Regions from separate parts of the Homo sapiens genome. Here region 2 is linked to region 1. A link is an interaction called in ENCODE POLR2A ChIA-PET data of the cell type or tissue named here. Cell type or tissue: PC-9. All regions are shown on one strand.

What was found. ChIA-PET counts read pairs that join two places held together with the same protein. Peaks named below come from ENCODE experiments on the same cell type or tissue, not always from the same donor. Only the 100,000 strongest peaks of a DNase experiment are listed, where the experiment ranks them.
Region 2: POLR2A ChIA-PET joins it to region 1 with 5 read pairs; 2 of 35 experiments call an interaction of 5 or more read pairs at or near these places.

The regions. Positions count from the first base shown.
Region 1 is chr7:76,067,156-76,071,155 of GRCh38, forward strand. It overlaps MDH2 (malate dehydrogenase 2), which reads left to right. Exons shown (of 9, transcript NM_005918.4): 9 at 1-353. Among named protein-coding and RNA genes, the nearest start is that of MDH2, 21 kb to the left of the region's middle. In PC-9, a CTCF peak has its summit at 2,169; a DNase peak (open chromatin) is centred at 2,236; H3K27ac peaks cover 575 bases.
Region 2 is chr7:75,731,435-75,735,434 of GRCh38, forward strand. All of the region lies in intron 1 of HIP1 (huntingtin interacting protein 1), which reads right to left. Among named protein-coding and RNA genes, the nearest start is that of HIP1, 5.5 kb to the right of the region's middle. In PC-9, no CTCF peak of the experiment used is centred here; no DNase peak of the experiment used is centred here.

The sequences.
Region 1 (4,000 bases):
TTCTTGTTGTACTGAGGAGTGCGGAATTAAAGAGATTTGACTCCCTTTAGTATTGGGGGCAGTCCGTTCCCCAGACACTGTGGCCTCTGAAGTGGAAACTGAAAGCTGCATACCTGGGAAAGAACTTTCTAGGAATAGGCAATGGCCTTCAGTGGAAGAGGGAGGGCTGGAGGTGTGCCCAGTACTTGGATGTTCATCTGTCCACAACAGCTTTTTGTTTTTTTAAAAAAGCTAAAATGGAAATGGATTTTATCATAAAGGATGACATCGTTTTCTTCTACAATTAATACATGTTCATTGTATAAAACCCAAAAAGCAGCTAAAAAATAAAGCGGGAAAGGAACTACTGGTAATACTTGTCCTCTCTTGCATATTTCATAGGTTGAGAGAATGAAGCCTGCTCTGCAGGTTATCTGCTACTGTAACAATCCCAGCCCTCTCCACTCTGGTGGCTTTTAGGCTATTTCTGTTCCTATCTCCCGACGCTGGGGGTTGACAGGACTCAGCTGGGTGGTTACATGCCCACAGCTCCCACTGCAGTCACTGGAGGCTTGGCTGGACTGGAGCACGCGAGGCTGGTGTTTGGGAGATGCCCGGACAGCTGGCCTTTTCCCCGAGGTCTTGGGCCTCTCATTCTTCACAACGCATCTACAGCAAGGTCCATATGTTTGTTGAATGACTCAGTTCCCACAAGCAAAAGCAGAAGCTGCCAGGCTCTAAGGCTTGGGCTGAGAACTGGCCCAGCTTCGCTTGCGCTGCATTCTCTAGGTTAGAGTAAGTTACAAGGCCCCCAATGACATGGGCAGGAACCACACAAGGGTGTGGCTGCGGGAGACCTGACTCTGATGGCCATTTATGGAGATGAGCTGCCCCCCACTTCTTTCACTGTGTGTATTTGCCCTTGTCACTTTTCTAAATTTTTCTTTAGAGACAGGGTCTCTGTCGCACAGGCTGGAGTGCAGTGGTGTGATCATGGCTCACTGCAGCCTCCAACCCCTGGGCTCAAGCGATCCTCCCACCTCAGCCTCCCCAGTAGCTGGGACTATGGGTGCCTGCCACCACGCCCGGCTAATTTTATAATTTTTTGTAGAGACCGGGGTGGGGGTGACCGGGCGCGGTGGCTCACGCCTGTAATCCCAGCACTTTGGGAGGCCGAGGCAGGCAGATCACGAGGTCAGGAGATCGAGACCATCCTGGCTAACACGGTGAAACCCCTTCTCTACTAAAAATACAAAAAATTAGCTGGGCGTGGTGGCGGGTGCCTATAGTCCCACCTCCTCAGGAGGCTGAGGCAGGAGAATGGCATGAACCTGGGGGGCGAAGCTTGCAGTGAGCCAAGATTGCACCACTGCACTCCAGCCTGGGCGACAGAGCCAGACTCCGTCTCAAAAAAAAAAAAAAAAACAAGATATCAGGGTGGGAGGACTTGCTCTGTTGCCCAGGCTGGTCCTCCTGGCCTCAATCAATCCTCCCACCTCGGCCTCCCAAAGTGTTGGGATTACACGCATGAGCCACTGTGCCCTGCCATTCTTTTCACAGCTGGATAACCTTGAGGGTGGATAATTCGGTGTTTTTGTTTTTCACTGCTGTAGAGAGCAGAACTCTGAGCGTGGTACTTTAGCATTGTTTCCTCCTGGTGGTTCTATATGCAGAGCACTATGCTGGCTGTATTTGGGGTACATTTGCCATTTTATGGGATCCTTGCAACAACCCTGACAGGACCTGGGACTCAAGCTAAGTCAGGTTGTGTCTTGGTTGAGGGTGGTCACTACCTCTCTCCATAAACCAGGGGCTACCCCTTAAGAACCTCCCAGAGAGTTCACTCAGGATACTCCCACTAAGGTGGGAGGACTGCTTGAGCCCAGGAGCTTGAGGTTGCTGTGAGCTGTGACTGTGCCACTACACTCCAGCCTGGGAGACAGAGAGAGACCTGTCCCAAAAAAAAAAAAAAAAAAAAAAAAAAGCGCATTTCTGGTTCCATCTCAGAAATTCAGCTCTAGCATCCTAAAGGGAGGACCTGGAATGTAGAATATCCTAGATTCTTTCAGATGATGATGAAGGGGCCTGGAGATACTGGCCGTCCCTGGGCTATTCACCCTCTAGCTCCTGCCTTCCAGGGCTAAAGACGAGTCAGGTACTGAGAATCCACAAGACAAACACAGAGGAAGTACCGTGGGACTCCAGAGGAGGGCAAGGTTACTTCATGTCTTGGCAGAGCATCAAGGAGGACTTCCCCTATCAAGATCTCTAGGAGGAGGGAAAAGGAGGAGGAGGAGATGGCATACGCTCTGGCTCTGCAGGCTGGGCAGGATTTCAACCAGCAGGGAGGGTGGGATGGGCGTCATAGGCAGCTGCCGGAGCAGACAGGCTGAAGAGCTTGTGGATGGCAGGAACAGGGCGTCCCAGGAGCTGAGCAGGATGGTGACACGGTGGCCAAGGCTGCTCACACTCCACCAAGGACGGGTTGGCAGGGGGGTCCCTGGAGCCTGCTGCTGGGCCCAGATTCTGATTTTTTTAATTTAAATTTTTATTTTATTTTGAGACGGAGTCTTGCTCTGTCGCCCAAGCTGGAGTGCAGTGGTGTGATCTCGGCTCACTGCAACCTCTCTGGCCCAGGTTCAAGCAGTTCTGCCTCAGCCTCCCAAGTAGATGGGACTACATGCACGCCACTACCACAGCCAGATAATTTTTGTATAGTAGATGGGGTTTCTCCATGTTGGTCAAGCTGGTCTCAAACTCCTAACCTCAAGTAATCTGCCCGCCTTGCCCTCCCAAAGTGCTGGGATTACAGGCGTGAGCCACCGCACCCGGCCCAGATTCTGCATTTTCTAGTCAGCTTCCCAGCAATGCCTGAGCTGCAGGTGCACACGAACTAGGAGTGACGTGAAGGCAGGGACCACTCGGATGCTAAAGACCAGAGATGGGGTGGTGGTGAGTAGGAGGGGGGATGATAGGGACATGGAGGAGAAACAGCATCTCCCAGCACCATTTCTGCCACCCAGAACTCCATCAGGAAGTTGTCAGTGTGGATGAAACTCACCACACGTCTACTTCCAAGCTCCAATTATCCGTCCTCCCATCCTTCTGGCCACCTCCTCACACAGAACTCCTGTCCTCCTCTGTGAGGAAAAAAAGACCAGTGGCTGCATGTATGGTGTTAAGGACCAAAATGATGTGGCCAAGGCCTTTGCCACGGGAAGCCAAGAACCAGTCTTTGTTTTTTGTTTTGTTGAGACGGAGTCTCGCTTTGTCGCCCAGGCTGGAGCGCAGTGGCAAGCTCTCGGCTCACTGCAACCTCTGTGTTATGAGTAAAATGTTTATTCAGAAACAAAATGCTTCTTCCCCAGTACTGCAAGGAAAAATCAGCATTTAGACAAAGAAGTTTTCTCAGTAAGGTAATTTTACTTTCTGGAGAAAAGAGGGAAGCAATTTTTATCCTTTATGCAGCTTGTCCTTGCTACTGTGTGTTGTCTCCATTGACTGGAGCTAGAAATTACAATTTAAACTGAACCTGATTGGCTAACAACTTAAAACACTGCTAAATAGGTAAAACTAATGGAGAATAAAGAAAAAGAGGAAGTTGCTTATGAAAAGACATAGAAAAGTTATAACATTTCCTGCCGGACGCGGTGGCTCACACCTGTAATCCCAGCAGTTTGGGAGGCTGAGGTGGGCGGATCACGAGGTCAGGAGATCGAGGCCATCCTGGCTAACACGGTGAAACCGTGTCTCTACTAAAAAAATACAAAAAATTAGCTGGGCATGGTGGCACACGCCTGTAGTCCCAGCTACTTGGGAGGGTGAGGCAGGTGAATCGCTTGAACCTGGGAGGCAGAGGTTGCAGGGAGCTGAGACTGTGCCACTGCACCCCAGCCTGGGCAACAGAGTGAGAGACTGTCAAAAAAAAAAAAAAAAGGACATTCCAAAATAAGGAACGCAGCAAGCTAAGACATCCCTGTGAGCACAGCCAGCAAACATACCTTGGTTTAAGTACAAGAAC
Region 2 (4,000 bases), 340 kb before region 1:
ATGGCGCCATTGCACTCCAGCCTGGGTGACAGAGACTCCAACTCAAAAAAAAAAAAAAAAAAAAACGCCAGCTCTGATTGTCAAGTAAATGGAAAAATGGGGTTCACGAGCAGCTCTCCTTGCAAGAAGGCACCTGCTCAGACTTCAGGCAAGGGGTGACTTCTTTGTGCACCTGCTCCAGAAGCAGAAGGGGTGGGGCGCCAGGTTCAAGGCTCAGGGTGCTACACAGCCTGGCTCTGAGCATTTGCATTCCTAAAGAACAAACCTGACACAGATGCTTCTTACCTGCAGGAAGCAGGCTTAGGGCCATCTTGGTTTTCTGAGTATAACCAGAACCAACTGAGCCACCCAAAGTCCGTGGGGTGCCAGGGGTGTGGGAACCCATCAGGACCCACGGTCACCATCTTGATTGCACATGAGAACCACCTGGGACTTTACAAAATGTCAATGATCACCCCATACCAATGAGACAGAATCCTTATGCAGGGGGCCCAGAGAAACAGTATTTTATTTTTTCAAAGAGCTCTCCAGCCAGGGTTGAGAACCGCAGATCCTTCTAGCCCAGCCCTAAAATTTTTTAGCTGCTGAACTAAGGCTGAGCATCTGCTTAAGATCATGAGCAAGAGGGCAGAAGTACCCGCAACGTAAACATGAAAAAAAGGACTTTGCCATTTGGTTGTGAAGTCCTGGCTTCTCGGTTCACTCGCTGTGTGACCTTGGACAAGTCACTTAGCCTCTCTGAGCCTGAGCTATTAAAATGAAATCATAGATATAAATCACCCAGCATGTTCCTGGTACCCAGCAGGCCCTCAATAAATATTTGTTTCTATCTCTTTCTCTCTAGGATCTAAGGCTCTTCTCAACGCAGGATGCATTAAGATCCTTTGCTCTGACGTATGCGCTATCCACCGACTTTTTTTGTTTGTTTCTGGCTTTTTTTGTGTTGTTTTTCCTTTTACAGGGTCTGGCTCTGTCACCCAGTCTGGAGTGCAGTGGTGTGATCACGGCTCACTGCCGCCTCAACTTCCTGGGCTTAAACAATCGTCCTGTCTCTGCCTGCCGAGTAGCTGGGACTACAGGCAGCACCACCATGCCCAGCTAATTATTTGATTTGATTTGATTTTTTTGTAGAGACAGGGTCTCGCTATGTTGCCCAGGCTGGTCTCGAACTCCTGGGCTCAAGCCATCCTCCCGCCTCAGCCTCCCAAAATGCTGGGATGATAAACATGAGCCACTGCGCCCGGCTCACCCAAAGAGATTTTGACTCTCTAAAGGTTTGTTCCCCACTCTGTGTCTTTTCCTCTAATCCCAGAACTCACCTACTACAGAGCACTGTTGCTCAAACATCAGCGTACACAGAGTACCCAGGGCTGTGGTGAACACGACAAGTCCTGATTCAGTAGTTCTGGGTGGTGCCCAACATCCTAATGGCCCTGGTGATGCTGGTGTTTCGGGGCCTGACCACATCAGAGCCCCAAGGCTTGTCCAGGAGCCCCGCAGTGGCCAGTCTGCCTCCCTGCTGACTCACGAGCCCCCCAGAGCCGGTCTCTTTATCTTACTCATCTCTGTGTCTCCTCCACGGTATGTGCTCACTAAACGGATGTTGAAGAAATAAACAAACCATGGAGAAAACCATTTTCCAGCTAAGTAAAAACAGACTATTTTATTTGTCCTGTGATTGACAGCCCTCCTGGCTGATTCCAGAATTGCCCTCTTGGCTGGTGGGAGGACAGTGTGGTCGAACGGGCCTGACACTTGGAACCTGGAGTCCTGGTTTTGAATCCTGGCCCTTCCACTCACCCGTGGGATGACCCTGGGCACGTTACCAAGCTCTTTGAGTCACGATGTCCTCATCCATAAAATGAAAATGATAATGACTGACCACCGTGTGGTCCCAATGATGGCTAGAAACATGCTTTATAAACTGTAAAGTACTCCTGATAAGGTCTCCTTATTACGGCTGGGTTTTCTTTTCTTTTCCTTTCTTTTCTTTTTCTTTTTTTTTTTTTTTTGAGGGCAGGCAGTACTTTTCACTTCCCTAAAGCTTGAAAGTGGCTTGTGATGGATTGGGTGGGGAACACACCAAGGGTCTGGTTGGAGATGGGTGCAGTGGCTGGGCCATGAGGCAGGTCAGTGGTGCCTCCTCTGGCAGTGACAGTGGCCAGGTGAAATGTGAGGATGGTGCAGGAGAGTTGAGGAGGCAAGGCTTCCTGGAGGAGGCTGGCAGGAGTAGGTATGCAAGGCTGGTCTGAGGGTATAGACGCCAGGACAGAAGAAGGCAGGCAGAGCAGTGAGAGTCTTTTGATGGGCATGTGGCCAGGCTCTAGACTGGGTATGCGGGAGGCAAGGCTAGACCAACAGCGACCCTGGAGCATTATAAGAAAACAAGTAATTATAGGCCGGGCACGGCGGCTCACACCTGTAATCCCAACACTTTGGGAAGCCAAGGCGGGAGGACTGCTTGAGCCCAGGAGTTCAAGACCAGCCTGGGCAACACAGCAAGACCCCATCTCTACAAAAAAAATTCTAGGCCAGGAACGATGGCTTATACCTGTAATCCCAGCACTTTGGGAGGCTGAGGCAGGCGGCTCACCTGAGGTCAGGAGTTCGAGGCCAGCCTGGTCAACAAGTGAGACCCTGTCTCTACTAAAAATACAAAAAATTAGCCGGGCGTGGTGGCGCTCGCCTGTAATCCCAGCTACTCGAGAGGCCGAGGCAGGAGAATCACTTGAACCCAGGAGGCGAAGGTTGTAGTGAACCGAGATGGCGCCACTGCACTCCAGCCTGAGCAACAGAGTGAGACTCTGTCTCAAATAAATAAATAAATAAATAAATAAATAAATAAATAAATAAATTTTAAAGATCAGCTAAGCATGGTGGCATGCTCCTGTAGTCCCAGCACTCAGGAGGCTAAGGCAGGAGGATCACTTGAGCCCAGGAGTCCCAGGCAAAACTGAGCTATGATGGTGCCACTGCACTCCAGACTGGACAATAGAGCGAGACCATCTCTTACATAAAAATAAATAAAGTAATTATTAATATATCCTGTGGCCCAGGGCTGAACTACCCACCTAGGCCCAGGGTTCCCTTGCTGACCCCATTCACCACTAACCATGAGCTTCAGGATGCAGGCAAGAGCAAGACACAGACCTGCCCTCAATAAGCTCAGTGTTCAATGGGGGCCACAGAGAGAAATGATGCCAGCACAAGGTCACAGGAACTAGGAGAGGTCACCAGCCCTGCTATAGTTCAGAGGAGGGAGTGGCCAATTTTGCCTCTCTGTCTACCCCAGCCAATGAGTCTCCACTGCACCCGCTGGGAAGTTTATCTGCCTAGTCTAGATGTCTCTTTATTTATGTTCTTCTGTCACTGGAATGCCCCATCCCCTCCTCCACCCAGCAAGCACTAACTCATGCTACAAGATGTGCTTCAGTCCTCGGGGAGGGCTCCCAACCCCAAAGCCTGTGCTTTATCCACGTGCTCTTGGTAATTATCCCATTACCTAGTACCACATCTATCCCTCTAAGGAAGAGTTAATCACAGCCTGCTTGATTGCTCACACTTCTGCTGTCTCGGGTTCGTCTCCCCAGTCAGATTATAACAATAATCACTGAACTAGTGCTCCACAGTTTACAAAATGCCTTCAGGCATATTGGGCTTAATTGAATCCCCACAATAAATCAGCCAGGTAAGTATTATGTTTATTTGACAATAAGGAAACCGAGGCTTAGAAAGGTTAGACAACTTCCCAGAGACCACAAGGCCCATGTACATGCCCAGCTGTAAGCCTCAAATGCCTTCTAACTCCAATGCCAGCATCTGCTCAGTACTCAGAGGCTGCCTGAGGCAGTGGGTAAAGGTTGAGACCGTTTCCAGCTGTGTGACTTCTGGTGAGTTACTTAACCTCTCTGTGCCTCAATCGTCCTGAGAGTAAAATGTGGCTGATACCCACCTCATCCGTTCTTGTCAAGATTTAAAAAGGTAATACAATGATGTCCTT